Regions from separate parts of the Homo sapiens genome. Here regions 2, 3, 4, 5, 6 and 7 are each linked to region 1. Evidence: chromatin loops called from intact Hi-C (ENCODE). Cell type or tissue: chondrocyte. All regions are shown on one strand. Links, peaks and the distances in the headings refer to the core of each region. The heading gives the core; the rest is flanking DNA.

Region 1 (4,431 bases), core at 17-4,016:
GAGGGAGCTCAGCGTGCAGCGATCCCCGGACAGCTGTGCTGCTCTGGCCGCCCAAAGTTCAGCTCCATCCAGTGAAAGAGGAAACTCCGGGTCTGGCAGCAGCCACCGCCGCCGGCGACTCAGCTCCGGGATGGCGAGGGCGGGAGGCGGTTCCGCTTTTAGGGGTTCAGGTCCGACCCAACCTGGAAGGGAGGGCGCGCTTTGAGATGAGAGCGGAGAGCGCCGGAGACTCCCCCCACAGAACCCTCTCCCCTCCCCCGTTCCCGCCTTTGGGGAATTTCCAACACCGGGGTGAGGACCCACCCCCACCCAGGTCGGGGTGCATGTGCGTGTTTTCCAGGGGCCGCTGACACGGGGATGGAGGTGAGGGCTGGAGAGGTCTGAAGAGGGTTCCTAAAGTCCAAGGGGGTGTCTGTTGGGTTCAACCCGAGACGCTGAACGCAAGCAAATAAATAAATAAACGGTACTTTCCGAGCGTCGCGAGCGGAGCCTGCAGCTGCCTGGAGTCCGAGCCCTCGGTGGCGGCGGCGGCAGCTCCCTAGCCAGCCCTGGCGCCGAAAGAGCCCCTTCTCCCGGGAAGTTGGCCTCCCCCTCCTCGCGTCAGCCAGCGAGCTCGCTCAGCCGCCGGCCCTCCCCACTCCGATCGCCAATCCCTAGCCCCAGTCGCCGCCCTCCTTCTCCCCGGGACTCGTCTCCCTCCAGAGGCCGCCAAGCCAGGGGGAACCGATGTCCCGACTGGGGCTGAAACCCGGTTCCTGCGCCCCTACCCCCTACCCGCCGCGCGTCCTCGGCTCCCTCCTGGGCGTCCGCTCCTCTCACACTCTCGCCCGGTGCCCAGGACTCGGGCGCTTCCGCACCCCAGCCCAGGGCGAGCGCGCCGGCCCGCAGTCCCGGCGTGCCCCGGCAGGTGCAGCCCGGCGCCACGAGCGCCCCCCGGGCCCTAAAGTTGGGAGACGCCAGCAAAAAGAAAGGGGTGGCCGGAGGAGGGGGGAAGAAGGAGTGGGGAAGAGGGACGGGAAGCGGCAATGGGTTCCCAAACAGAACGAAAAAAACTCCAAATGCCACCAACCTGGACTCAACCGACCGCGTCCAGCTGCGGCGAGGAGCCAGTTTGTTTATTTACTTATTTATTCTTTCAGGGCAATGGTGTCCCCGCCCCCTCCTTCCCTTTCCGGGCTCACTTTATCTGCGCTAGGAAAAGAAAAAAAAGAAAAAAAAATAGATGCGGTAATCTTCGAGAGCTCGAAGGGCCGAGTTGGGCCAGGACGATTTCCGAGCAGAGCCCTCGGCTCGGATGCTCGTTAGGGATGTTAGTGGTTATTGGAAGCGGCGCGGAGAATGGCGTGTTCCGAGGCCAGATTTCTTCTGGCCAGAGGACCCTCGGCCTGCTCCTGTTCCCGCCGCTCCGCAGCTCCAGCTCCCTCCTAAGCTCGCCCGCCAGGCAGCCGCAGCTGCACACGCCCGCTTGCGGTGGGACCCGCGGCCGGACCCGTACTCGCGCACAGGACACGCAGTGTTCTGCAGCCGGCCGCGGGTGCTGCCAGACACACACACTCTCTCTCTCTCTCTCTCTCTCTGTCTCTCTCTCTCTCTCTCTCTCTCACACACACACACAGACACACACACACACATACACGGGCACAAGGGCTCTTTCTTCTTAGGGCAATCGAGCCAGACCCTTCTTCGGAACACAAAGTTTTCCCCCACGTCACTAGTGGCTGTGATTCAAGACTTGGTGCTTTCAAGACACACTCAGACCCAGGACGCTGGAGCGGCGATCCTGGGATGCGCCCATCCGTTCGTCCACGCCAGCGCGTGCACACTCACACTCACACGCACACATGCACACGCAGTCTCTACCTCTCTCCTGGAGCTCCGACAAGGAGACAAAAGCGGAGCCCCCAGCCCACTGCATTTAAACCCGGCCAGACCTGGCTTTAGAAAATTTATAAGCTGACCTCCATTTTGGCTGTTTCGAGAGTAAATTAACAACAACAAAAAAAGCCTAACATGTACACAGCCCTTCGCCCCAACCCCTGGGACCGCTGGTTCCCAGTCGTGCTGCTCACCCCCCGCCCCCCACGCCTGACACACGCTCCCCTTCCCGCACGCCGGGGGGCGCCCGGGGCACCGAAGTCTACACTGGGTCGGGAGACCGGTCTAGGAGCCAGCCGGCAGTGCTCGGGATCTTTGCTGATGTCCAAGTTCATCTCTCGGGGAGACCGAGTTTGAATCAAATCTGCGTGCGCCCAGCTGTCAAATCTGCAAACCTATCACGCCAGACAATGGGCCGCCGCGGAGGACAGACAAGAATGGCTCATTTTGATCGAGGGGGGTAAATTGAAAAGGGCACGGGCTTTGGTTGAAGTTTGAGGCCCGGGTGTCAGGGCGGGGAGAAGAAGAGGAGGAAGGAGGAGGGTTGGGCCGCTCTCCATTCAACCACACATCAGCCAGGCGCGCCCCTCGGCTGCAGCGGCTGCTTGCAGGCGGGCTGCATATTGTGTGGAGTCGCCAAAGAGGGTCTGCGCCTCGGGGCGCGCCCCAAACCCGGGGGACATCCTACGGATCCGCACTTCTCTTGTGCTGTACGCGTGTTCCTCCAGGGTAAGTATGAGGAGACGGACGCCCTCATCAGACACCCCTCCTCCAACACACACACACCCATAGCCACATCATTCAGGGATACTCTAGTTCAGTGTATCAGTTTACACTTGGTTGTTGAGTAAACAAAGCAAACATATGTCACATTTTCGCGACAGATGGTTCAAACCAAGGGCTACTTAAGTTCTCTCTCTCTAACAGTCTAAGTTACAGGCTGAACTAAGCAGAAATGTAATTAAGTCATCTGATCAGTTTCTTCGACTTAAAATGTTTTCCCATATTTTCACAAACAAGCCAGATAAATCCTGGGGATGTGGTTTCAAGGAAAGGAGGGCTGAATATGAACTAAGACTTTGTGTGAAGACTCCGTTTCTCCCCGGTCACCCCAAACAGAAAATCCTCTTTCATTGTTCCATTTCGTAAGTGGAGGAGAATGTCTTCTTTTGGAAAATCAGTAATTGGAATTTCAATTTTCAATAGAGGGACTAGTGCTTACCGGTGCTGATTACTTGGGATAGTTGGATTACAATGAGGTTTAAGACATCATCCACATCTTTTGTAAATGTTCTTTGTTTAGAAATGACTTCATGTTACCCTATATATTCCACGGAATTCTTTTGAATCAAATTTTAACAGGGTGGGGGAAGGGTGAACTAAAAGCTCTCCCAGTGTAGAATATGGGACTTCTTTTTAAAATACAGATGATCTCCAACTTATGATGCTTCTACTTATATTTTTAGACTTTACCATGGTGCAAAAGCCATATACATTCAGTAGAAACTGTATTTTGACTATGGACCATACAATCATTCTATTTTTCACTGTCAGGTTAGTATTGAATAAGTTTCATGAGATAGTCAACACTTTACTATAAAATAGCTTTGTGTTAGATAATTTTCCCCAACTGCCGGCTAATGTAAGTGTTTTGAGCATGTTTAAGGTAGGCTAGGCTAGGCTGTGATGCTTGGTAGTTTAAGTGTATTAAATGCATTTTCAACCTATGATGTTCTCAACTTTTGATGAGTTTATCAGAGCATAAGCCTCATTGGAAGTCAAGGATCATCTGTATTTTTAGCTTCAATAATGTATTTCTGAACCATTCACTCACACTTGTCCTTATTAAGTTTGTGCTGCTGATGAATACAGAGCTTTGTTTTTAAAAAGGTAACAATAAACCCCCAGAGGCTGTAACTGTGTTGTCCAATACAATAGTCACTAGCCATGTGGCTATGTCAATGAAATTAATTAAAATTAAATAAAAGAAAAATGCAGTTCCTCAGTAGCATTAACCATATTTCAAGTGCTCAATAGCTACATGTGGCTGGTGGCTACCATATTGGACAACACAGATATAGATCATTTCCATCATTGCAGCAAGCTCTACTGGACAGCACTACCCTATAATGTTGGTGTGGAATTAGTTAATGTGGTATATACACATATATAAAGTTTTTAGAATAGTAGAATAGTGCATAGAGTGCTTACTTCATAAGCAGCAGCAGTACTGGGGGTTGTAGTTGGAAGGATAATGATGATGATGATGATGATGATGATGATGATGCCTTGTTAGTCTCTTGTAGAAGTCAAAGAATCGATGAAGACACAGCCCACTTCTGGTATGTCAGGATGAGATCAGCAGGCAAAGAAGCCAGGGAGTAGGAGAATCTATATGTCAAAAGCTGATCTTCCAAGGAAAGCTGTGAACAGAAAGATGTGGCCCATACTGTAGCCTAAGACTTCCCGTAGTAGGAGCTAATAAAAATAATAATTAAAAAAATCACTGCTTTACAACTACATCCATTAACTTTTTTTTTTCTTTTTTTCTTCTTT
Region 2 (4,446 bases), core at 175-4,174, 470 kb before region 1:
AGCATTACATAGGAATAACAAACATAAAGGCTTTATTCTAAAATATAGGGACCTTGACTTTTAGTTCCTGTTAATGGCAGGAACAAGCTTTTATTTGTGTCTTTTCTGGGAAGTTTGTTCATTTATTCAAAATGTAGTTATTAGACAACTCAGGCCAGCAACATAATTTGTGGGGCCCAGTACAAAATGAAAATGCAGGGCCTCTTGTTCAAAAAGTAGGAAAAATAGGCCTTTAAAAGTCCTAAAATATGACACCTTTTCCTTTCTTCCGTGGTCTCTCTCCTGGCCTTTCGAATAGTGTTTTTTAATTTGCAATTTAATTTTACACTCAGGCACTGGGATACTCACCAAGCAGGTATCAACTTTTATAGGCACCTGAAGGCTCACCTGGGGCAGAAGGAAGGGCTGGGGTGCAGGCATCCACAGCCCACCAACTGCAAGGCTTCTTCTGCCAATTTTTGGACTGACACTGGGGATATTAGAATGAACAAAACAGACAAAAAGTCCCTGCATCATGGAATGTACATGTCAGCAGAAGACTCAGTTAAAAAAAAAATTGTATGTGTGCACGTGTGTGTAGTATCTGTTAGGTAGTGATAAACCCTTTGACAATCAATAAACAAAGCAGGAAAGTGGGGTTTGGAGTACTCAGTGTAGTGGATAGAAATGGGCTCCAATTTGAAGTAGGTTAGGAAAGCCTTCACTAAGAAGATGACATTCAAGCAAAGATCTGGGAGAAGTACAGGAGCCAGCCATAGGGCTATCTGGGCTGAGATGTTGCAGGCAGTGGCAGGAGCAAATGCAAATTCTTCTCAGTCAATGTTGCAAATACTTCAGTGAGACAGTCTAATTTTCTCAGAGACCTTTTTTTTTCTTTTTTTGAGACGGAGTCTCGCTCTGTTGCCCAGGCTGCAGTGCAGTGGCACGATCTCCGCTCACTGCAAGCTCTGCCTCCCGGGTTCACGCCATTCTCCTGCCTCAGCCTCCTGAGTAGCTGGGTCTACAGGCACCTGCCACCACGCCCGGCTAATTTTTTGTATTTTTCGTAGAGACGGGGTTTCACCGTGTTAGCCAGGATGGTCTCGATCTCCTGACCTTGTGATCCGCCCACCTCGGCCTCCCCAAGTGCTGGGATTACAGGCAGGAGCCACCGCGCCCAGCCTCTCAGAGACTTCTTTTTACTCCACACCCCACCTACCTTTCCCCACATCACTAATCTTGTTTCTGGAATTTGTTCCACCTTCTCTTTTCCAAATTTAGTTAGCCTAGGTGAGATTCCTGCTCTCTCACCTGTTACAGGAGGCTTCTAACTTCCTGCCTCAAAGCTCTCTGCTCCCCATACCACTGCCTGTTGCCCTCAGCACTGCTGGAGCTCAAGTCTCAAACATAACTGACTGTGTGTTCTTACTCAGAAGACCCATTGTGTGGCTTTCATGCACCATACCAAAATGCAGAAGTATGGGACCCTATGTTATGTTCAGAAATGCCATAAAATGATCTGCCCCATATGCTGACTAAACTGGTTTTGTCCTGTTACAGACCATCACCTGCTCATCTACACCTCCATGCCTTTGCTCATCCTGGAGGATATTTGTTCAGTCTCAGAACTTGAGGGCTAACTTTTCATTCCAATTTCAACTCCAATGGAGTTCTTCTTGAAATGTTTCTTGATCTCTCCAATTAGAATAAACTACTTACTTGGTTTCAGTTTTACTTAAATATCTCTCTGTCCACCAAGTAATGAGGTTGCTTTTTTTTTCTTTTTTTTCTTTTTTCTTTTTTTTTTTTTTGAGTCGGAGCCTCGCTCTGTTGACCAAGCTGGAGTGCAGTGGCGCGATCTCAGCTCACCACAACCTCCGCTTCCTGGGCTCAAGTGATTCTCCTGCCTCAGCCTCCCCAGTAGCTGGGACGACAGGCACGTGCCACCATGCCTGGCTAATTTTTTAATTTTTAGCAGAGATGGGATTTCACTATGTTGGCCGGGCTGGTCTTGAACTCCTGACCTCGTGTTCCGCCCACCTCAGCCTTCCAAAGTACTGGGATTACAGGCGTGAGACACCAGTAATAAGCTTTCTTTACGTCGGAGATCCTGTCTTATTTATCTTTACATTTATAATACCTGTCTCTTTGCTTTGCACACAATATGGACTTAATACATGCTTGTTGAATTTAACGTTATTAATGCAACTCATATTATTAATTGTAATGGTAGTAAATTCTACAATAACACACCTGGCAATAATGCAAATTAGAATAGCTTGAATTGAAACATGGAATGATTGGAAAGCAGCTTTTTCTCCTCTACCTGATTCCTTTTCTCAGGAAGGAGAAGGGAACATAGAGGCCTCTCCCTCATGGGGATGCTGGACAGGGAAAAATCAGACAATCCTATTTCAGGAAACAGAGAGGTGGGGGTTAGTTCCCAGTATTCTCCCAGCCCATTCTCTCTGGATCAGGCCAACAAAACATTCACCAATTAACGAAGAGATTCCTGGAATCACAGTTGCTCTCCCAGAAGTCCCAGCCAGGCCCCAGAATTCTGCCCATCAATTTTTATGTTAGAGCAGTCACCACTAGGTGGTGCCGAACTTCAGCCCAGGGTAGGTGAAATTTGCATCAAATAGACTCAGAACTTCCAGATGTCCAGTTGCACAGGCTCACCTTGGCCATTTAGCTAATCTCATAATAACACAACCCTACATTTTACACAGCTGAATTTCTGGGGCACTACTTATTGCATTATGGCAGTTTTGTTGTATCATTTTCTAAAAATCTTTCAATATCAGATACTCTGCCAGCCACTTTACAGGCTTTATCTCTAATGCTCACAGTAACCTGTATGGTAATGGGTACTGATACTTTTCTTCTTTTAGTAAAGAATCTGAGCTGGGCATGGTGGCTCGCACCTATAATCCCAGCACTTTGGGAGGCCGAGGCGGGTGGATCACCCGAGGTCAGGAGTTCAAGACCAGCCTGACCAACATGGAGAAACCCTGTCTCTACTAAAAATACAAAATTAGCTGGACGTGGTGGTGCGTGCCTGTAATCCCATCTACTCAGGAAGCTGAGGCAGGAGAATCGCTTGAACCCCACGAGATGGAGGTTGAAGTTGCCAAGATGGCTCCATTGCACTCCAGACTGGGCAACAAGAGCAAAACTCCATCTCAAAAAAAAAAAAAAGAAGAAGAATCTGATGCTAAGAAAAGAAATGTCTCTTGCCCAAGAGCTGTGCCTTGTACAGCTAAGTGACAGGTGACAGACCTAAGAATTACATTCAAGCCTGTCTCACTCTAATGCCATACTTGTCATATTTCTGCTATACTTCAATTTAATGATCAAAGAAAGGAAGGAAAGAGACAGTGGAGAAGAAAAGTAGGGAAAGAAACAGAAAGAGAAGGGGAGAAAGATATGTTTGACAGAAAAGTAAATGAAGTATGTTACCATCTGTTTTTTTCAACCCCAGAGGTCTGATTCCCCCGCAGGAAAGAGTTGCTTCTAGCCTGTCCTTTATCTCTGCACCTGCCCTGCTTATCTCCTGCACCAGAGGCTCCTACCATGACCATTAATGGACTGAGTTTTTGTGTCCCTACGAAATGCATAGCTTGAAGCCCTAACCCCCAATGTGATGGTATTAAGAAGTGGGGCTTCAGGAAGGTAATTAGGTTTAGATGAGGTCATGAGGGTGAGTTTTCTCTCTCTCTTTCTGTCATGTGAGGACACAGCAAGAAGGCAGCCATCTGCAAGCCAGGAGGAGAGTCATCACCAGAACCTAGCCACACAGGTTCCCTGATCTAGGACTTCCCAGCCTCCGGAACTACAAGAAATAAATGTCTGTTGGTTAAGCCACCCCAGTCTATGACACTGTGTTGTAGCAGTCAGAGCAGGTGAAAACTGTAACTTGTTATTCTCTAAGGAAAATACAGGTCTTCTTCTCAGGCCTGTCTTCAGAAACAGGTTCACATCCCCATCTTCCAGTCATTGAACTAAATGGAAAAGTTTTTGTCTTCCTAGTCATTGTCTGCACCTAAACACAGGCTTGCCCATCTGTAGTCCTAGTCTGTTCCTTTTCTTTGGTGAGGATAACCCTTCCTGTCTTGCTTTAACACCCTGTATTTTCCGTTCATTAGTGACTCAGACCTCTGATAATGGTATACTAGTTAACCCCCTGTCTCGTCTGACTTTAAATGATTGCCTGTTTTGACCTTGAGGAAATATGAGTCCACTAGGAACTACAATCTTTATGGCCACTTGAAAATCTTTATTCCACTTAAGGTGGAATAGGGTACCTTGCCACAGAGGAAACAAGTAAGGAGAGAAAGAGAGTAAAGATCAGTGAGAGGAAGAGAAAACTAAAACTACTAGTATAAAAAGTTCTGAAATTTCAGCAAATTATTTTGCTTCCAACTGTACTTAACCATTCTGCCCTTTATTTGCAATAAAAATATT
Region 3 (4,446 bases), core at 220-4,219, 920 kb before region 1:
CGAGGCAGCTGGATCACCTGAGGTTGGGAGTTCAAGACTAGCCTGATCAAAATGGAGAAACCCTGTCTGTACTAAAAATACAAAAAAATTAGCTGAGGGTGGTGGCACATGCCTGTAGTCCCAGCTACTCGGGAGGCTGAGGCAGGAGAATCACTTAAACCTGGGAGGTGGAGGTTGTGGTGAGCCGAGATTGTGGTGCCATTGCACTCCAGCCTGGGCAACAAGAGCAAAACTCTGTCTTTAAAAAAACAACAACAACAAAAACCAACTTGATATTATTTTGACATGTAATACTTTGTTGAGACTATCTTCCTGGCCTAAGAGATGGTCTGTCCTCAAGAATATTCCATGTGCTAATGAGAAGAATGTATATTTTTCACCCGTTGAATGAAATGTTCTCTTATTGATCATTAGGTCCATCTGGTCTGTAGTGCATATTAAGTCTAATGGTGCATTGTTGATTTTCTATTTAAAATATATGTTCAGTGTTGAAAGTGGGTGTTGAAGTCCCCAGGCATTATTATATTGGAGTCTGTCTTTCTCTTTAGGTCTAGTAATGTTTGCTTTATATTATCTGGATGCTCCAGTGTTTTGTGCAAGAAATATTTGCAATTTTAATATTCTTTGGCTGAATTTGACCATTTTATTATTATATAATGACCTTCTTTGACTCTTCTTACAGTTTTTGCCTTGAAATCTATTTTATCTGACATAGGTATAGCTATTCTTGTTTTTTGTTTCCATTTGCATGGAATATTTCATTTCATTTCCTTCATTTTTAGTGTATGTTGTTTTTATAGCTAAAGTAAATTTCTTATGGGCAGCATATATTTGAGTCTTGTTTTAATCCATTCAGCCACTCTCTGTCTTTTATTTGAAGAATTTAGTCCATTTACATTCAGTGTTATTGTTGAAAGGTTAGGACTTAACTACTTCCAGTTTGTCATTTTTCTTCTGATTGTTTTGTACATTTTCTCTTCCTTTCTTCCTCTCTTCCTTTTTAGATTAGTGATTTCCTCTGGCTGTATGTTTTAATTCCTTGCTTTTTATTTTTTCAATTTCTATTATAGGTGTTTGCTTTGTCATTACTGTGAGGCTTGCAAAAATATTTTATAGCTAACAACGTTAAATTGATAAAAACTCTAATCTCAAAGAAGAGGGAACAAAAGGAAAACAAGCAAAGAAAAAACTAAAAAATTCTGTACTCTAACTTTTCCTCTAACTCCCTCCTACTTTTTGACTTTTTGTTGTCTCTATATCTTTTCATATTGTCTATCTTTCAAAAATTGTTGTAGTTATTATTTTTGATAGATTTTTCTTTTGGTCCTCATGCTGAAAATGTAAGTGATTTACACACCACAATTGTTGCACTAGAGCAAGCTTGTCTAACCCGCAGCTTGTGGGCCACATGCAGCCCAGGACAGCTTTGAATATGGCCCAACACAAATCAGTAAACTTTCTTAAAACATTATAATTTTTTTTTAGCTCATCCACTATCATTAGTGATAGTGTGTTTTATACGTGGCCCATGACAATTCTTCTTCTAATGTTGGACTCTTCTGTTAGAGTATTCTGAATTTGTCTTTGTTCTTACCTTTTCCACTGAATTTCATGCTTTCAGATGTTTTCTTGTTATATGTTAGCAGCCTTTACTTTCAGATTGATAAAATCTCTTCAGCATTTTTTTTTGTAAAATCTCTTCAGCATTCATCTGGTGATGATGAATTTACTCAGCTTTTGTTTGTCTGGGAAAGTCTTTATTTCTCCTCCATATTGAAGGATATCTTTCCTGTATGCAGTATTCTAGGTTGGAAGTTTTTTCCCTTTAGCACTTTTAATATGCTATCTTGCTCATTCTGGTCTATAAACTCCCCACTGAGAAGGCTGCTGCCAGAAATATCAGAGCTCCTTTATATGTTATTTACTTTTTTCTTCTTGTTGCTTCTAGGATGATTCTTTCATCTTTGACCTTTGATAGTTTGATTATTATATGTCTTGTGGTAGTCTTATTTCAGTTGAATCTTCTTGATGTTCTTTCACCTTCTTTACCTAAATGTTCGTATCTTTTTCTAGGTTTGAAAAGTTCTCTTATTACTTTCTTTGAATAAACTTTCTACCCCGGTCTTTTTCTTTGTATCCTCTTTAAGACCAGTGACTCTTAGATTTTCCCTTTTGAGGCTCTTTTTTAGATCCTGTAATCATATTTTATTCTTTTTTATTCTTTTAAATCTATTTTCATATAGTATGTCTTGAACTAAATATTTCCGTTTTTGCTTGATCAATTTTGTTTTTGAGAGATTCTGATGAATTTTTCAGTCAGTTGACTTTTTCAGCTCGAGTGATTTTTTATTGTTTATTTCAGTGTCTTTGTTAAATTTCTCTGTTTTATCTTGAAATGCATCATGTTTTCTCAAAACAGGTGTATTGAATTCTTTGTCTGAGAATATATGTATCTGCCACTCTAGAATTGGTCATGGGTGCCTCATTTACTCCGTGTGATGAGGTAATGTTTTCCTGAATGCTCTTGATGCTTGTGGACATTTGATGATATATGAGCGTTAAAAATTTAGGTATTTGTTCCAGTCTTTCCAGTCTGGCATTGTTTATACCTGTCCTTGAGAAAGTTTTCTGAGAATTCAAATGGGATTGAGTGTTAAATTACTTATTTCTGTGGTCCTTGCAGTTGTTTTAGCACTAGAGGGAGCCCTAAGCCCAGGTATGCTGTACTCTTGCAGACTCTAGGTACATAGCCTGGGTAGACTTCTGAAAGTGAAGGGAGAATTCCTTTTGTTATCAGGCAAAGTCCCTTTCTGTCTTTTCCAGAAGCATAAGGAGCCCTTCTCTACCCTGAACTGTCTGGAGTTGGGGAACGGGTGGCATGGGCACTTTTTATGTACATATTTGTTTATCCAATTATTTGTAAAACAAAAGATGTACTATAAGAAAAATATGTCTTCAAATCATGAAATATACAGACATTAAAAAAAATTCCAATCCTATATAACTAATAGTTTCCTCCATTTAGGTCTTACTCTTTTGGGTTAAGTTTATTGCAAGGTGCTTAATGGGTTTTGTTGGTATTATGAATACATTTTTTTCCTTTAATATTACATTTGTAATTGGTAATGTCTGTTTTTATATCTGTTATGTTTTTAGTTCATTTTGTTGATCTTTTTATAGGTTTTTGAATAGTAGGCTTATCTGATTTTCTTAATTTCTCTCTATATTTTAAGTTTTTAACAGTGATAAACTTTAATTTTTCAGTTTTGGGGAAAAAAGAGTTCTTTCAACATAATGACAGTTCTATTTTTACCTTATGTTTCTCTTTTTGGCATACTGTGACTATCTGTTCATAGCAGACTTTTACAGACGTGTTTAATACTTTAATACACACACTAGGATGTGACCCAAACATTCTCTGAGACTCAAGGGTAGTAAAAAGGAAGATGAATTACCTTTTTTTCTCTCTTCTAAGATGAGGAAATTTTTCATTTTAAACCATTCTCACACATTGTAGATTATTCAGAGAAGCAGAAAATTTATTACCAAATGAGGTTGAGCATTTCTTAAAATAAGTGTAGGAAGCTTAATTCTCTCAAACTAGGAACATTGAAAAATCTCAAGCTGCAGATACATGAAAATAGCTTGAGATGGAAATATTGGTTCTATTTATTCTTTTGACACAACAATGTTAAAAGTTTGTATTCTCTCAGTACATACTACGTTCTGTGTTGCACAGGAAAGCCAACTTGAGATTTTGAATATTCCAAAGAGAGGCCATCCTTTTGAGCTGTTTTCATTCTTTTTGTTTTCATAAAAGGAATTTCAAAGGTGAGGAGAACTGAGGCTATGAAAACTGTTTGGCCCTGATGTCAGATATTTTAGCATGCCTTCATTATGGGTTACTGGAATATGCAGTTTATTACTTATTTCTGTTAGATGCTTTTAAAAAGAACTATCTGTGGGCTAATTCCCAAAGTTCCCCTGGGGAACTTTGCCATGGCTTTATCAAACCTACTCCCTTCCTCAGGATCTCTTCTTCTAATTTTTATTTGTACAAAGTTTTATGTTCTACCTCTTCAAACTTTGACTAAGCATTACTTCAACTTTTGCTATTTGAATAGTGATTTTTAGGCCCTTAGATCTGATGTTATAGAATATCTTCACCTCTGGTTTACAAGTTTTTGACAATGAAGTGTGTCATTTACTTGCTTTCTTTTCAGGAACAAGTGGACTAATATATCTCTATGTAATTTTGAAAACTATTCAATAGTTTCAGTTCTGTAGGTAGAATACTATTTATTTGGGGCCAGAGAGAAACTATTATTTTGTCTAAGGGTTCAATATTTCTCTTTAATTTTATTTGATGTGATGCTTAGCCCCTATAATGTATTGCTTGAGGTTTGCATTACAAGAATATGGCACTATTTGGTTTTTTAAAAAGTG
Region 4 (4,446 bases), core at 163-4,162, 840 kb before region 1:
CATATACTGTTTGTTGTTGTTTTGCCTATATTTGCTATAGTATTTTAAAATTATCATTTTTTTACAGAATTTATGAATTCCTTTTTTATCTTTAAAAACGTAATTATTTTCTTAGTTCCTTTCTTAAGTGATTCTTATTTTTTAACTTTTATTTTAGGCTCAGGGCTGCATGTGCTGCCTGTTATATAGGTAAATTGCATGTTGTGGGGGTTTGGTATACAGATTATTTCATCTCCCAGGTAATAAGTGCAGTACTTGATAGGTAGTTTTTAGATCCTCACCCTCCTCCAATCCACAAAACATTTGTTAACTATTTTTAATTTTTTAAAAATGTTACTGAGAATGTGGCATATAAAATCCCAAATTTTGTTAAGGTATTTTTGCCCTTTATGACACATTTGATAGGGTATGGAGGCAATTTTGTTTGTCACAACAGGGGAGTGGGACGTGGGTGCCGTGGGCATCTCATGGGTAGAGGCTAGGGATGCTGGTAAACATCCTGCAATGAAAAGGTCAACCTCCCCAGAACAAAAAATCATGTGGCCAAAAATATCAATAGTATTTAGGTTGAGAAATCCTGATTTAGAGGCTTAATCAAATTTATATCTGATTTTGGAGAAAATAATAATTGTAGATGGTTTGGTTTTCTTTGTCTAGAAGAGTCATATCATGTCTGTTAGTGTCTCTTATGTTCTTGGCACACACTGACGCTCAATGTTTAGATTTTAATTGATCAAGATTGAAAAGATATAATATTCTGCCAGGCACAGTGGCTCACGCCTGTAATGCCAACACTTTGGGAGGCCGAGGCGGGCGAATCACCTGAGGTAGGGAGTTCGAGACCAGCCTGACCAACATGGAGAAACCCGTCTCTACTAAAAATACAAAATTAGCTGGGCGTGGTGGTGTGCGCCTGTAATCCCAGCTATGTGGGAGGCTGAGGCAGGAGAATCGCTTGAACCTGGGAGGTGGTGGAGGTTGCGGAGAACTGAGATTGTGCCATTGCACTCGCACCTGGGCAACAAGAGTGAAACTAAAAAAAAAAAAAAAAAAGAAAAGAAAAGATATAATATTCCAATTTCTTCTTCATGTTTTGGTTTGAATACTTCGGTAAAAACAAATTTTCGCTCATCAGCTGTTTGGTTGCTTATTGCTACAGTTCGCATAGGGAAGGCATGATAAATGTTACAGTTTTTCCCTGTATTTTTTATTTATTCCCTTTACTACTTTTATGTATGTATTTATTTATTTAAAATTAAAAGTTAGCTCAATATCTTTCAAAAATGACAGTTTTTGTCACTAATGAACTTATAGATCCATACATGTTTTAATCCGTGTGCAATTATTATTCCTACTGATGCTCAGACTGTCCAATTACTGTGTCATTTAAATTATCTTTATTCTCTAGCTTTTCCACATCATTTTTGTTTTTCTTATTTCAAATATCCTGGATTTATTTTATAGGGATTTTTTTCTTTGGTTTTTTAAAATTAGAAATTCCTCTTTTTTTGAGCCTTTAGTTTCTTTTATCTGCCAAAGGAGTAACTAGTTACCATTATGAACACATTATGTAATCTCTGTTTATTACAAATATACTAATGTTTAACCCTTTTATAAAAACTAGCATAATTTTTCTTCTATGTCAATGTTGTCCAATACAAATATGATGTGAGCCTCATATGTAATTTAAAATTTTCTAGTAGCTTCCTTTAAAAAGTAAAAGAAAATGAGTAAAATTAATGTTAATAAAACCTTTTTTAGCTTAACACATCTAAAATTTTTTCATTTTAATGTGTAATCAGTTTTAAAAGTCATTAAGTCATTAATGAGATATCTTACTTTTTTTGTACTAGTGTTTGAAACAAAGTTTACATTCCATACTTACATCACATTTTAATTCAAATCAGTTACTTTTCAACTAGTCAATAGCCACATATGGCTAGTGGTGACCTTATTGGACAACTCTTCTCTAGATTACATAGGATCCCTGCGTTCTTTTAGAAATATCAGAAGCATAATGGTAAAGCACTAGGTGGCACTCTTGGTATTGCTGTGAGACGTTTAAAGCTTAATATTTGAAAAGAAGTGATGCTTAAAAAAGAAAAGGACAATAACTCTTGTAATAATGTTAATAGAAACTATTCTAATTTTCAAGATTAGATCGAAATTTAAGATGCAAGTCCACACTGTAACTTAAAGCAATTGAGTGCAATGTGGTATTAACTTAATTGAAAGTGATATGTCAGCAGTTGTAATCTATTTACTTAGTAGTTTTTCAAAGTTCATTTTAAAACCAAAAACCAAATATATTATAAAGCATGCCTCACAAAGGAGGGAAAACGTTCAAACAGTGTTAACTAATTTTATTGGCCCTTGTAAACATTGAATTACTCAATATATTTTTAGTAAATACAAAAAGTAGTAGTCACAAAGTATCACAAAGTAGTATAGTTTTTTTTTCTTAAATGCTTTCTTTTAATTGTAATAACAATTTTAACAAAGAAAACCTTAAAAATGAAAGACTAGGCTGTAGAAATGCTATATAGATGATATATTTCAAAAAGTAGAATGAGAGTACATAAAGTCACTTTCTGCAGTCATTTACTTTATTTCACTATTGTGCTAATTCTTTAAATACATGTAATTTGCAATGCTCACACCCCTAATTATTGTGTTTTAATATACTTCCAAGTAATTGAACACATTTTATTTCATCTTTTACTCTTTAAAAAATTACTGTTTTATGTTGAATTTCTTTTATTAGAGTTTCTTTTATTTAGAGTTCATGGTGGAATTTTGTAGTAATAATAAACTACCTATTTTGAGAGTAGGAAATTTAAGTTGAAAAAGATGACTTAAAATAGTATGTCAGTTTAATTACTTAAAATAGTATGTCATAGAAAACAATGAAACCAATTAATACTTGAATTGACCCTTATATTTAATGGAATTATCCTGGTTTTTGTTCTAAAACTGAATAAAATAATTTTCCTGTTTTAAACTGAACATTTTGTTAGTGAATGTTTTATATGACTTTTTAACTATTGGCTATAAATTGCTATTTAAGTAGGATCTGGCTGTTTCATTTGCACATGGGGCAGAGTGATCTTAATAAACACCAATAATCTAAATTCTTATATTTACCAGATTGCAGACATGATGGATTGAACAGTATCTGACAAGACATAAATGAGTCACATTTTTGGCATTTTAACCTTGTTCTTTGATTCCTCAGTATTTTTATTAAATTTTCTGAAGTCTGTATCCCTGTACTTTTAGATTTTTATTTCAGAACTATTTACTCCTTTAGCATAGTCCAAAATGATGGATAATAAACATGATTATAAGAAAATTTAAAATAGCTAAAAGGAAAAAAATTGCTATTAAGTTAATGTAGAAGAAGGATGAAAATTTATTTGACTTATATATTTTACAATAAAAGTGTTACATTATTATTTTCATGTAAAATCATAGACTCACTGTAAAAAATAATAAAAAAGTTTAAGGAAGGAAATAAAAATGTCCATAAACCTTCCACCAGGTCCCCCAAGTTGAGTTGTGTAGTATGTATCCTTTGTAAGGGTACTCAGCTGAGTGGAAGATTGAGAGCTGATATGCTGTACTTACCTTTCTCACTAAGCCATGTACCCTAGTGTGGGGCTGTGTCTGCCTTGAGCCAGAGGTATATAGTTCTTTATTTGTGTGTAAAATGTTGAATGGTCTACTGAAGGGACTGCCTGCCTTCTAAATAAATCTCTGCATCATGTCCTGAGAATGATTTTATGTCATAGAGGTCATAACATGCATAATATTATTGTGAATGTTTTTCTTATAGATATATAGCTCATTATTAGCATTTAGTAAATAAAACATAGTTTTTCCCAAACTGGAAAAGAACAACCACCTGACTTTAAAATAATGATCATACTAGTTAACATTTATTGAGAACTTACTATACTAGACTGTTCTCAGCTTTTTATATGTATTAGCTTATGTAATACTCAAATGGGAAGGGTATGCTTATTATTCCCATTTTATAGATAAGAAAACAGAGATAGAGAAAGCTGAACTAATTTGTATAAGATCACACAGGAAATAGTAAAGGCAGGTTTCAACCCTCTTAACCATTAAAGAAGTGGAAATCAGTGGTATATGTAAGCAAAAAGTTTTTATATGAGTGAAATAAAAACATTATGCTGAAGGAAATAAGAGGATCTAAATAATTAAAAAATCATATGCCATTTTTTCAAATAAGAAATATTCATCCAAAGATATCATAACTTCCCAAAATTGATATAAAAATTTTATGTAATTCCATTATAGAATTTCATTCAATTTTTTCTGAAAGGCATGCATTCCAATAAATTACCTTAAGGTTCAAGTTAAATAATACACTTTTAGAATATCCAGTTAGATTACAAACAGGAAGAATAGTAAGAAATTCCT
Region 5 (4,446 bases), core at 147-4,146, 570 kb before region 1:
TTGAATTGTCTTTATAAGGAAACTGGTCATCTTGAATTAGGGGGCCCACCCCATTTTATTGTGACATATTAACTAATTACATCTGCAATGGCCCTATTTCCAAATAAGGCCCCACTCTGACATACGAGGGTTTAGGACTTTAACATTACCTTTTTGGGGAGACATATTTTCAACCCATGTAATTGTTATTTTTAAATTGTATATATGAGTTATATGTACTATTTTCAGGATACATTTAATAATTTTATTTTTAGGAAAAATATTAAGCAGAATAAATATGAACAATAACTATTTTGTTCCTTAAACTAAAATTTTTAAGCTAAAAAATGAAAGCTAACACACCTAGGTTCGCCATCCCTATAGAATACTTTTTGTGATATGGGGTATACGGTCTTGCCTACCTGTCTAGCTTCATTCCCACCACATTTTCTTATATTCTAAAGAAAGCAAAATATTGACTGTTCTATGCTATTTTATAGAAATATTGGTGTCTTTCCATTTCCTATTATAGTCTTTCTGCTTATTATATCCTCATCTTTCTTCTTCTATCTCTTTCTCCTCCTTTCTTCTTCCATAACCCTCTTCTCTTTCTCTTTCTTCTCCTAGTTAACTCCTTCTTCTCCTTCACGTTTCATGTGGAAGCCTTCCCGGCCCCACTCTCCAGTCACTCTCATATGAGACAGCCCTCCTCTTTTGCTTCCATGGCTGCATGTGGATTTCTCTTTCATTGCTTATTTGATTTATGTGTACTGAAGACAGAGAATCTCAATGCCTAGGATGATCCCCGAAATCTGATCTGTACTCAGTAAATGTTAATTGAACCAAACCAATGATGTTAAATATCTCATTTATGTTTCATCTATACCTATGACCTTGGCCATCAGATTGCCTGCTTCCTCTGGATCCTGAGAACTAAAAATACTGTCTGTATGCTTCTATTTTTCAAGCACAAGTACACATTATAGTGATTCAAATACTAATGGATATTTTAGCATTACATCTAGAAATTTTCTTCACTTCCCAGAAAATAAGATTGGTTAAAATAATAGAGGTATTGATTTTAAAAAGCAGGGAATATGCTGTATATTTATTACTTCTCAGACCAGTGATATTTCTTCATTTTTTTATACTTAGTGAATTTTATCTCAAGCCTCATTTTACTCTAAATCTGTTCTCTACTACAGGATAGCTCCTTGCTTTGGTTAATATTTAACTTTTTAAAATATATCACATTACCTTGGTGAGTAAAATATGCATGTACTATAAGATTACCATCACTATAAAATTATGCAGGTACTATAAGATTATTGTCTTTTACTGTAAGATTACTGCACTATAGATTACTGTAAGATCACTGTCATAATAAAATATGCATGTCCTATAAGATTACTGTCTCCCAAAGATTTCAGATTTGTAGAGTAAAATGCTTTCACTATTCTTTTCCTTTGAATTACCAGGTCAGACCACAGGGATTATGCAGAAAGTAGTTTATTTTTGTGCGTTGTGTTTGGTTTCTTTCTAAACAATCTAAACAACTTTTTCTAGGCTTAAAAAATTAGTTTGTGTGCTAATGCATTACTTATTGACAGACATGGTCATATTTAGTATCTAATTAGTGGACAGAGTTAATTTTTTCACACTTCTTACATTTTCTTATATCATCCCAGCCTCAGGCCGTCTTCCACTTAGCTGTCATATTAGTTCCCTGTGGCTAGTACAACACAATTACTGTAAACTCAATGACTTAAAACAAGTTATTCCCTTGCAGTTCTGAAGATCAGAAGTCTGAAATTAGTCCTACCCTGCTGAAATCAAGGTCTCTGTAGCCAAGCCCCTGCTAGAGGCTGTAGGGGAGAATCCATGTTCTTGCCTTTTTTAGTTTCTAAAACTGCATTTCTTGCATTCCTTGGCTCCTGGCCCTTGTCAAAACCAGTACTATCACATCTTACTTTAGTGGTCACATTAGCTTGACTTCTTCTCTAGTTAAATCTCCCTATACTTCTGTTATAAGAGCACTATGATTACAGTTAGGGCCCCTCAGGATGATCCAGGAAAAAATCCCCATCTTAAGACTTAATTTAATCACATCTGCAAAGTCTCTTTTGCCATATAAGGAAACTTGCACAGATTCTAGAGATTAGGACCTGGAGATTTTTTGGGGGTGGGCATTATTCAGCCCACCACAGCTACTATCTGACCAAATCACATAGTGCACTTTTATCTGCCACAGCTTTAATTTCCCCCATGAATTTATTTAATACCAATGTTGTCTTCCATTTTTACACCCATTTCAAAACTCTGAAATAGAAATAGGTTAAGTGCAGACATCCGACTTGTATCACACTGACCACCAGATGGCAAACTTTGTCATTATATTTTTAGGCCTAATCTGAATTAATTTGACAGCCTGAGTAGTTAAATATGCCAATTTAAAGTCATGTATAGTGCCATGCAGTTTAGATCAACTGAAGTTTTATCACACTAGATCATTTTTTATGAGAACAGCTACACATAATCAGATATTAATTTGAGCTACTTTAATGGCTTCTGAAAAAGATTACTTCCTTATCTAGCTAACGTCAACAACTAAGCATGCTTCTATTTCACAGAAAATTCTTCCAATGCAGTCTCTCTTAGTTTTTGAGTAATTTCTTACAAATTCTAAATTTAATTGATATGATTAATTATTAATCTCAATTTTAATTACTTATATACAGGATTTTTCCTAGAACTTGTTTCATTAATGAATTCAACTCAGGCAGGTACTAATCCGTGTCGCTTTTATCCTGTAGTATCACATAATATATAATAAAAATAATGGCTACAAATAAGGCAGCTTTCTAAAATAGCAAAAATTATTATTGTTCTACTGTTTTCCAAAATCATTGCACTCTTATCGTATCAGTCTAAACAATTCAGAGACATCAAAATAACAGCTAATATTCTTCTTCTTTCCCTCTTACAGAAACTTTTATAGAAAAGTTCAGAAAATGTATATTTAAGTAAGTTAAAATTCATGTTCTAAAGATAACACTTTTTGTATTTCCCAGGCATAAAGATATAGGTATAGATGTGGATATCAATGATATGGAAATATAATTGGGATGATTCGTACAGTGAGTTTTTTCTTCTTTTGAACCTCATTCACAATATCATATTAAGTTTATTGGCCCTCCCCTATTCCATCTCCCCGTATCCCCCAAGCCAAAGTAAACATTATTCCAAATCTTATTTGTATTTTAAATATATGTGTGATTATATATGTATGTGCATTTACCTATACATATATATACACATTAATTTATTCTGATTTTTCATATAAAGTTATATTCTTAACATTTTCCAATGTTATTAAGATTCCTTGAAAAATTTTTAATGGTCATATGATATTTTACCTTTTTGGTATTCCAGTTTAACCAAATAGACCAAATTGTCTCCAATTTTTCACTATGATAAATGACACTTTCATAGAAACTTATAAATCTTGCTTATATCTCTCATTATGTATTTCATTAATATAGAATCTTAGCGGTGGAATTACTAGGTCAGAGGATATGTGGACTTTTGATGTTTTTGATATCTGTTGGCAAATAGCTTTCCAGAAGGGCCAAACCAGTGGCATTCTCTTAATACTCTTGCCAAAGTGCTTCATTAATTTAATTTTTGCCAATTAGGTAAAAATATTCCTTGATGTGCTCCTGTTTACTAATTTATGACTCCCTTTCAAGTTATTTAAATTATATATAATGAAATTTATATAAAATAATCATTATCCAGCTTACTGCACTAATATTGAAAAGGAACATAAACATTTGAGATGATGAATATAATTTATAAAGGTGGAAGGGATTACAGAATGGAATTCAGAGTCCTCTTTATCTTTTAGAGTAGGGTTCTCTGGCTTCTTACTTCACATAGATCAGTGTTGTCAATACTGTAATAGAAAGAAAATGAGAATAAAAGTAACACTATTAACTAGAATTTTTTGTGTCTTTAGCTTTTAGTAAGTCCCATAATTGCTTTGTAACTTCTTTTCCCTGAGAAAATTGGAGCCTGAACTCTCAGGGTTCTTATGAAGATACAATCACTTTAAAAAGTGTGATCTTCCTAAGGGGAATTATTGTTTTAACAAAATCTATATACGTTGATAATTTTAAAATATTTGAAAATTTATAAACTCTTTCTTCCTTTTTAATACTGTTTGTTAGAAATGGCTAAGATCTTTGTATAGGAAGGGGACATAATTTCAAGTGACATTATATTTGCTCTTCCTCTTTTGTTTGCACTAGAGAAAGCCTTGCCATATCTGATACATCATTGTCTGAAGGTATGCTTGCGTCATTTCCAATTAAATGTTTTAAGTCAGCAGTATACAGTAAATTATCATAAATGTTATTGTAAGTTCAAGCTGAAATGTTAGCAAGAAAATTGCTAAAGGATATCATT
Region 6 (4,446 bases), core at 316-4,315, 330 kb before region 1:
AAAAAATAAATTGATGAAACTAATGATTACAAAGATATAATCATTTTTTAAAAAGTGATTGCCCAATGTATTTCTCTAACAATTGTCACAAGAGAAAGCATAACAATAAAAATACAAAAACATACAGATTTAGATGTAAAATCTATATAAGCTATATTTTTAGGGAGGCTAAGCAGATAGTATTACTGTGGAAGAATTATCAAGTTTTATTCACCTCAAATCCCACTGGGTTCTTAAAACTTGAAAATTCAAATTGTAGAGAATTATGAGACACAATGTGATGTTTAGTTAAAGTCATGCTATACCTTTCTGGGCCACATATTGCTAACTCTGTGGCTAATTATGCAATTAATTCTCAACGTATCAAAGCTTTTCACTGGCAGTAAATTCTTTGCCCTCAGGTGAAGTGGATTGAAAAGACATCAAGGATCAAGGATAATCACTTTGAATCTGTTGGTTTTTCCCCCTACATTCCAGACACTTTAAATTTGGATGCTTTCATTTTTTTTAAATCAAACCACACAAATATGCAGATACTTTCCCAGAATTTCGCAGTTAAATGGCTGATCCTCTTGAAAACTAACCTTAATGGAATTCTAAACATTTCAGTTTAGAATGACTTTGAAAAATTCCTTAGATTTTTAGGATGTTTTATTCTGCCAAGTATGAAAAAAAAATGGTTAAATACAATGGAGTTTTAAAAATTAACCTGGGGATTCTATTTGAACTAGAAAATTCCTATTGGAAAAGAATTTGCACATACTTACAGATTCAGCTAATAAATTTTAAGAGGATTAGGATTCTCATAATTCTTTAAATGAAAATTTGTTTTAGTGATACACAGAGATGCCGTATACTATAGTGTTATGTTCAGTAGGAAAACTTCAAATAGTTCGTATTTAAAAAGGTAATTGATCCTTGCTGTACTTCCCAACATCTCATCTTCTTTTAGCTGCAGTAAGATAGAGGTGACTGTATGGCTACAGTTCATGGTATAAGGTCATTTAGGGTGCACACTGGCACACAGGCTGGAAAACGGGCACTGGACCCAGCTTTCAGGTGTGTGGTGCTGGGTAAGTTTCACCTTTGAAGCCTCAGCCTTCCATCTGTAAAGGGCGGTAATGGTGCCCACCTTTCGAGGCATTGCGAGGCTAGATGGTAACACACAGAAAGCTCCCACAGTGGGACCTTGATGCAGCGTAGCTGGTATTAACAACCGTGGGGACACCAGGCCACTCTTTTTCTACCAGTTGTTTTATGAATCCACCTATTAATTTTCATCCATCTTTTGGTCGTAGGTAAAGGTCAATCAGGTTTTTCAAAAAGACTCCCTGAATAACTTAAGTTCCTGTATTTCTAAGATATAGGGATTTCTACAAAACGACTTTGACATTTAGTCAATAAAGACTTAAACTCTTCTTAAATCTATAGTTTTAGGAGAGTTTTTCTTAAAATTACTGACTGATGACATTGAGACAAGAGCATCAATGATCACCTTTCACGTACAAACTAGGCAAGACAGGGTCAGTGCTTACATTTTGTGGTTATACATGATACATCTTTTCTCAGTGAACATAAAACTATGATTTGAAAGGTGTCTTATATTTAAAAAAGATTGTAAAATGAAAACTGACCAAATGAACTAATTCTACCCACCTATGGTCTTTTTAAATGTCGAGTTTCAAAACCCATTTGCCGTATACTAGAGTGAGCTTGGAAACTTACCTGATTACAGGAATTGCTTGGGTTCAGGCAGATTCCCACTTTCACCTCTAGAGATTTAGATTCAGAAACACTGGGGTAGGCCCTGGAGAGCAGTACTCTTAACAAGCTCCTCAGTGCTTCTTACCATTAGGCAAATTAGGGAAACACTGCATTGGGTCAAAGTGCTGCCTTTAATCGACCATTAGAGGGAGTTCTCTAAATAACAAAGTTATTACTCTAATTCAAAATGCTTTAAAGAATTTTCCAAGGAATACAAGCCATCTGGTTGGTGTTAGTTATAGCAGTGATTTCATTAGAGTGTACATTTAACATTTTAGTTTTATCAAAATTTTTTGAAATTAAGAATTAGAACCAGAGCTCCTATCAGTATATATGTACACAGGTGTGCATGCCAGTGTTCAAAAGATTGTGTAAAAGTTCAAGCCCGTTTTAGAAAGCCAACATTTTATGTTATAATATGCTGTTAATCAGGACTTTATTAAATAAAAACATTGGCTCTTCCAACCCCCACTGCCAAATGCAGTTTTGTTTTGTTTTTGTTTGTGTTTTATCCTTTCGTGGTCACACAGGAAAAAGCACTCTGAGAACTTGAAAAAGCCCCTCTCCATCGAAGAGGTGATTATATAGTTTGTTATTGAATTTTGACATTCAAAATACATTTCCCCCTCTTTTTCTCTTCACCAGATTTGCATTGACCTTTCCTGTACGTTCTCTGTGAGGGGCTTGCTGAGCACTTGGAATGTTCCTGAGAATTAAAGGCAAAACTCACAAGGCCCAGCAGCTAAGAATCTAGCTATAATGAGGGTCTACGCCACAGGACATGTGTTATAGAAATTGCTCTTACTTAGAATAAAAGTCAGCTATCTGAGACCAGGGCAGCTCTGGCATAGCTGACTCTTCTGGGAAAAGCCTGCAGGTTCTCTGGTAAGCTCTGGGCTTGGTCCTTATGTGGCCATCTGGGGCCCAGCCTTCTTTCAGTGGCACTGCTCTGCTAGGCCTCTGTAAGGTCTCACCGAGAAGAAAACCAAGGAGGATCTAAACTTCTCTCTTCTCTCCAACCCCCTCCCCCCACACCACCTGGGCCCAGCACCTGGGATACCTTCTGGGCTCAGGGCCTCAAGCAGGCTCTTCCAGGACCCTGACCTGAGGCCTAACCCTGAGGCCGGCCCTGCCTGTGCTCCAGAGGTTGGAATGGTGGTCTCCTCCCCGTCGCACCTCCAAGAGGCCAGGCCAGGAAGGGGCTGGGAAGAAGAGGACCACCGAACCTTGAGAAACATGCCCAGCCTGGCTGCCGCCTCCCAGGAACATCAGAGAAGAAAGAGAAGCTTTTCGAGGGTCCTGGATGAAGATGCGCCCAAAGTAGGTAGAGGGCTGTTGGGTGGACTCTCGCCACAGACAGCAGCAGCTGCTCTGTGAATATCTAAGCCTTGCACACTCTCCTTTTCAGCTTTTTGATGGTGGATCAGTGGCTGTAAGGAGATTTGGAAAGTTTAGCTTAAAACTGACTTTTCTCTGGCCTAAAAGGATTTGCTCAGAGAAATCACCTGTGAGTGGCGGATGTGCGTGATAGGCGTTCTTTCAGCTCCAACCTATAACCCTTTTGGTAAACACACAATTCCTGCTCCAGATTCTTACATGCTTCCTCGCTTGTTTAGAATCAGGGTACCTGGCATGGCCATGGCAGCCAAGAGATTATCAAGCTTTACCTTCTCCAGCCCTACTATGAAAATAGCTACTATTGTTTTGTTTTCCAAATATGAAACAACAGTATAATTTTAAATGAGCTTCTGTAAACTACACCCCCCACCCCCCACCCCCATTCTAACCTTCTCCCACTTCAGGGATTGGGTGCAGAGTAGTTTTAATTGAACAAGAAACCAAACCCCTGAAAGACCATTGCAGAAACACTATATTCTCACCGTCAAAAGCTTTAACCCGTGTTATTTTTGGCAGAAGTGGTATTTTCTGGTTACTTTTGGCAGAAGTGGTATTTTCTGGTTATTTTTGGCAGAAGTGGCATTTTCTGGTTATTTTTGGCAGAAGTAGTATCTGGCCTGAGTGGTATTCACTCAGGGAAGATAGTTGTTTAAACATGAGTTTCTTTAGCCTGGCTGTGTGCACAGTCAGGAAATCTCACTCTAGAAAATCTGCCTAGGAAAATAGCATTACCGAGCAAATTCTTTTATAATTCTTTGTGTTTCTATAGCCTCTATTGCCCAAAGATATTTTAAATTTTGTTCTTTCCAGTGACATACAAGTTTTCTTAGAACAGGTCCTGTGTGAAGAAATACTCGAATTTTAACTCAAATGCCGAGTTGTTTTTTTTTTTCTTTTTTTTAATGCCATGGGCCGGTTATCTAAATTTCTGAGTAAGCGGGGATAAAAATGCTAACTCATGTAGGTTTTGTGATGAGTTTTTGTTGTTGTTGAAATAAGTAGATCATAGTTAAATGTTCTCTCCTTTTACTATGAAAAGGTCCAGGTTTAAATTCAGTGAATCATGAGCGTTGATTTTTTCCTTGATTTTTTATTGTTGTTGGGGTAATACTAAAGTGCTTCTATGTGCCACAGTTCCCAAATAATTAAACTGCAATCGGAACCAATGCTATGTGTTGCCTGGTGATTTAGAGTTGTGCTTTTCAAGATTTTTTACAATATCTATTACATATTTTTAAAATTACCTTCCTCAACTTTAAGTGACAGTTTTATAGCAAATACTAA
Region 7 (4,446 bases), core at 122-4,121, 1.1 Mb before region 1:
CTAGAATGTTCATTAGAGAGAAATAAGCTTTTCCCTTCTTTTAGCAACTTATTTTGCTTCACTCAACCTGTTCTCTGAATAATACAAAAGGATATTGAGTAGCTCACAAGAGAAATGAGAAGACTGGATAAACTATTGTTGGAAAGAGGCCAGATACAAATAAAGGCTAGCCTACAGCAAAGATGAAGCCAATGGAAAGTTTGAGTAGGATATTCCTGTCATTGCCACAGGATCCTGGGTTACTACCACTGGCACCCTTTCAGTAGGTACTGCATGCTACAGGAATGGAGAGAAAGAATTGTAAATTGCCTTTACATCTTTGCATCACTTATTAAGACTGAGTCCTGCTTAATAGTATCTGCTTGGCTAAACCTAGGTCTTGTCCATACCGTGGCTGCCTAGAGATATGAAATAGGGAATTTAACTTTTCTGTTATATGTAGTGAAAGAGGTTCTCTTTCTGGACAAAATCCACACAATAAAGGATTCTCCCAAACACAGGAAAGGGGATTCAAATGATTGAGATTCCCAAACAAATAAAAAATTCAAATAATATATTTTTAGCTATAGATTGTTACCATAATTAACAAGGAATGGGCTAATTTGTTCTCTCATGTCTACTCAGAGAAACTTTGTAATGTGGACTAGATGTAGGGGTAGACAGGTTAAGAGACAAACCAGCAAGCTTCAGCATACAATTTTTTCTTAATGTATTACAACAGATTTTTTTTCCTATTCTACAGAGAACAGTGAAAAACAGGTCACCATCATTTATATGTAAGAGAGTTGCTTAACTGTTATCAAATTGTTCCTGTTCCTTTTCTATTCCAGAATGTCCTGCTCAATCCTATTGCTCGATTCTTTTAAATGTCTTCAGGACATTTTTATGTTTTTAGTATTCCTTTTTAATTCAATTCAGCTACAGTTCTCATATAAGGATTGAAGTTGGCTGTTTTAAACTCTTAAATTATTGATTGAAATACAGTATCTGGAAATGTAAATCATGTAATTTAATAGTTTTGTTGCGTAGTGCCTCTGATCTTTATTTAAAGTCACACTTTATTGTAACTTACTCCAGTTTCTCAGATGCTCTTTGTCCTTCACTATCTCAAGACCTTTCTTAATTCCAAAGTTCTTCCTAGAAAACCCTTACCCCATTCATATTCTAAGTCCAGGTCAGATCCCCCTGTAATATGCTGTCATAAGACCCTATCTTTTAAATTTATATCATTTATCCCTGTTTATAATTATGTGCTTGTATGATTCTTTGATTATCTTTCCCAGTGGAATATAAACTCCAAGAAGTTAAGAATGATTATGTTTTGATCATCTTTGGGTTTCCAGAACCTAATATAGTGCATGGCATGTACTAGCCACTTGCATTTGTTGTTGTTATTGAATGAATGAATTAGAAATGTATTAGTTTACTAGTATAGTGATATGTAGACATTCAACTAGAGATGTTTTATAAGGTTATTACTCTAATAAACTATGTTATTTACTTCCTGTATAATTACTTCTGAACATTGAGATAAGCAATTGAATTTGAACATTTTTTAAAATGTTATTTTATCAAGCATTGGTTCTTGGAATCTTGGTCTTATTTTGTTTCAATCCTTTGGTTTTAGATTTTAACATTTGCCATTGGGTGGCAGTATTGACTACCAGAAAACTCACTTAAACTCTGGCATTCAAGTTGTAGAAACTTGGTAGTTTTGTTTGACTTAGAAAAATGTAAAAACTTTCAACTCAAACTCATGAATATTTTATCTGAAGTATTTTATCTGGGTTAGTCATATAACATATATGGACATATTTAGTTATTTTAGGATAGTATACACATGAGATTATAGGTTGCCTTGTAGAAATTCATAAAGTAGCTTACATTTTCCTTTAGAAATATAATAATAATGAACACGGTCAATCTATTTCTTCTCTTTTAACTTTGAGGAGGGAGAAGTGACAGGTAATGCGTTTAATTCCGTTAAATTCTTCCCACTTAGCAAAAACAGCAGATCTGACTTTTTTGTGAGAGCTAATAAAATTAAATTTTTACTCTTAACCTACTAAGAAAGTTGACTGTTTGAAAATAAAAGCAGCATTAAAATGTATATATGACAGCCCTTTTTCATGAATTCATTTATTTATCTTTTTCATTTATTAATGTAACAGTTTCTTTTTTTGAGCTTCTATTAAGTGCTAGAGACTGCTCTAGGTCCTTGGGATACATCATGGAACAAAGAAGACAAAGATCCTTGTGGAACTTACATTCAAGCTAGGAGAGACAGACCCTAAATAATAAATATACATTATATAGTATGTTAGAAGGTGATAAGTACAATGGAAAATTAAAGTAGAACAGAGAAAGAGGAATAGAAAGATCTGGGGGTTACATTTAAAATATGATGATATGCTTAGGTTTTATGGAGAAGTTGACATGTGAGAAAAGACTTTAAGCAAGCAAGAGAGTTCAACCATATAGATATCTAGGGGAAGAACATTCTAGGCAGAGACCTGTCAGTTCAAAGACCCTAAGGCAAGAGCAAGCCAGGTGTACATAAGGACCAGTAAAAAGGCCATTGTGGCTGGAATTGAATTACTGATGGGGAGATTAGTCAGATATGAACTTAGAAGTTACACAACAAGGGAGATGGTTGGGGATGTGGAATTAAGGGGTTGCTGGAGGGGATGGAGATTCCTGAAGGATGGAGCTATATCAGCTAAATATTCTTAGCTTTGTAGACCATAGTGAGGATTTTGACTCTTACCCTAAGTGAAATGAGGGAGCCATTGAAGGATTTTGAGCAGAAGATTAGTATTATGTGGCTTAGTTTTATAAAGCTCCTATTGGTTTCCACCTGAGAATAGACTGTAGTAGCAGTATACCAGTTCAGAGGCTACTGCTATAATCTAGGTGAGAGATGATGATGATGGTAGCTTGGACAGGTTGGTAGCTATGGAGGTGGTGACAATGGCTTGAATACTGAATGTGATTTTAATGCAGGATTAATAGGATTTGCTGATGGTCTAGATGTGGGGGGTGAGGGAAAGAAGAGTCAAAGATGACTAAGGTTTTTGGTTTGAGCAAATGGAAAGACAGAGTTGTCATCAACTAATATGAGGAAGATTTTAGGAAGAATATTTGGTTATGGTATGCCAAGTTAGAGATATCTTTGAGATATTCAAAAGGAGATAGTGAGGAGGCAGTTGGATATATGGGTCTGGAAATTGATGGAGAGAGATCTGTACTGTAGATATAAATTTGGAGGTGTTCGCTTAAATATTAAATTGGAAACCATTGATGAAATTGGATGAGATTACCAGGAAAGTTAGCATAGAGAGAGAGAATCGAACCAAAGACTGAACTGTGGGTCACAACAAAATTCAGAGTATCCTGTGCTAGGCATATAAATTCCTTTCTTAGATAAGCTTGCCTTATGTTGAACTATTTATAACCACTTATTTTGTTGCCTCTGACTTTATAAGATTTTGTTGCCTCTGACTGCATAGGACAATGTAAAATGAACAAATCCTGCTCTCAATATAGCTAATTCTACGTTTGTCATTTTCAGCTGATCAGAACCAAGGTCTTAAATCTTTCTTGGGATTTTTTTTTTTTTATAGTGTGTATTGCCCTGTCCATACTCTTAACATGGTTTATCAATTTTCTTCAAAGCATAATATCTTAGCTCAGGCTGCTATAACAAAATACCACAGATTAGGTCGCTTAAACAATTGGCATTTATTCCTCACAGTTCTGGAGACCAGAAGTCCAATACCAGGGTGCTATCATGGTGAGGGCCACCTTCCTGGCCCTCTCACTCTGCCACATAAAGAACGAACAAGATGACTGCCTTTTTGTTCTATCCTTATATGACAGAGAGAAGGAGAGGAGGAGAGAGCGAGAGCAAGAGAGAGCCAGAGAGAGAGAGAGGGAGAGAGAACGCACGTGAGAGTGTGAACTTGTGAGAGCTGGAGAGAGTGAGCAAGCTCTCTGGTCTCTCCTTGTAAGGCACTGATCTCACCATGAGGACCCTACCCTGATAACCTTATCTAAATCTAATTACCTGTCCAGAGCCCCACCTACTAATACTATCACGTTGGGAGTTAGGGTTTCAACATATAAATTTTGAAGGGACACAGGCATTCAGTCAATAATATGAGAATTTTTTTTGTTTCTTTTTTTTTTTTTTTGAGACAGAGTCTTTCACTGCCGCCTGGGCTGGAGTGCAGTGGGCTATCTTGGCTCACTGCAACCTCTGCCTCCCAGTTTCAAGTGATTCTCCTGCCTCAGCCTCCCAAGTAGCTGGATTACAGGTGCCCACCACCACGCCCAGCTAAGTTTTTGTATTTTTTTTTTTGAGACGGAGTCTCATGCTGTCGCCCAGGCTGGAGTGCAGTGGCGCGATCTCGGCTCACTGCAAGTTCCGCCTCCTGGGTTTACGCT

The links. A loop is a pair of places that touch in the nucleus more often than their neighbours do. Peaks named below come from ENCODE experiments on the same cell type or tissue, not always from the same donor. Only the 100,000 strongest peaks of a DNase experiment are listed, where the experiment ranks them.
Region 2: it touches region 1 in a loop (4-fold over the local background); 61 of 110 quality-filtered maps call a loop at or near these places.
Region 3: a loop joins it to region 1, with 2.2 times the contacts of the local background. A loop is called at or near these places in 21 of 110 quality-filtered maps.
Region 4: a loop joins it to region 1, with 4 times the contacts of the local background. A loop is called at or near these places in 10 of 110 quality-filtered maps.
Region 5: a loop joins it to region 1, with 4 times the contacts of the local background. A loop is called at or near these places in 58 of 110 quality-filtered maps.
Region 6: a loop joins it to region 1, with 2.7 times the contacts of the local background. A loop is called at or near these places in 27 of 110 quality-filtered maps.
Region 7: it touches region 1 in a loop (2.2-fold over the local background); 4 of 110 quality-filtered maps call a loop at or near these places.

What each region holds. Positions count from the first base shown.
Region 1 is chr10:116,272,094-116,276,524 of GRCh38, forward strand. GFRA1 (GDNF family receptor alpha 1) reads right to left here and starts at 1,113. Exons shown (of 11, transcript NM_005264.8): 1 at 1,070-1,113; 2 at 1-182. LOC107984273 (a long non-coding RNA gene) reads left to right here and starts at 1,916. Exons shown (of 2, transcript XR_001747598.2): 1 at 1,916-4,431. RefSeq lists an enhancer at 1,278-2,115 and a silencer at 1,324-1,618. In chondrocyte, for the core only: CTCF peaks have their summits at 982, 2,121 (motif pointing right) and 2,322; DNase peaks (open chromatin) are centred at 696 and 2,189.
Region 2 is chr10:115,797,055-115,801,500 of GRCh38, forward strand. All of the region lies in intron 27 of ATRNL1 (attractin like 1), which reads left to right. Among named protein-coding and RNA genes, the nearest start is that of SNORD158, 400 kb to the right of the region's middle. RefSeq lists an enhancer at 4,269-4,446. In chondrocyte, for the core only: a CTCF peak has its summit at 2,585 (motif pointing right); no DNase peak of the experiment used is centred there.
Region 3 is chr10:115,352,663-115,357,108 of GRCh38, forward strand. The region is part of intron 19 of ATRNL1 (attractin like 1); the gene reads left to right. Among named protein-coding and RNA genes, the nearest start is that of ATRNL1, 260 kb to the left of the region's middle. In chondrocyte, for the core only: CTCF peaks have their summits at 2,684 (motif pointing right) and 2,896; no DNase peak of the experiment used is centred there.
Region 4 is chr10:115,430,367-115,434,812 of GRCh38, forward strand. The region is part of intron 21 of ATRNL1 (attractin like 1); the gene reads left to right. Among named protein-coding and RNA genes, the nearest start is that of ATRNL1, 340 kb to the left of the region's middle. In chondrocyte, for the core only: a CTCF peak has its summit at 2,037 (motif pointing right); no DNase peak of the experiment used is centred there.
Region 5 is chr10:115,704,322-115,708,767 of GRCh38, forward strand. The region is part of intron 26 of ATRNL1 (attractin like 1); the gene reads left to right. Among named protein-coding and RNA genes, the nearest start is that of SNORD158, 490 kb to the right of the region's middle. In chondrocyte, for the core only: a CTCF peak has its summit at 2,350 (motif pointing right); no DNase peak of the experiment used is centred there.
Region 6 is chr10:115,946,757-115,951,202 of GRCh38, forward strand. ATRNL1 (attractin like 1) reads left to right here. Exons shown (of 29, transcript NM_207303.4): 29 at 1-2,243. Among named protein-coding and RNA genes, the nearest start is that of SNORD158, 250 kb to the right of the region's middle. In chondrocyte, for the core only: CTCF peaks have their summits at 1,891 and 2,095; no DNase peak of the experiment used is centred there.
Region 7 is chr10:115,139,806-115,144,251 of GRCh38, forward strand. The region is part of intron 5 of ATRNL1 (attractin like 1); the gene reads left to right. Among named protein-coding and RNA genes, the nearest start is that of ATRNL1, 49 kb to the left of the region's middle. In chondrocyte, for the core only: a CTCF peak has its summit at 1,637 (motif pointing right); no DNase peak of the experiment used is centred there.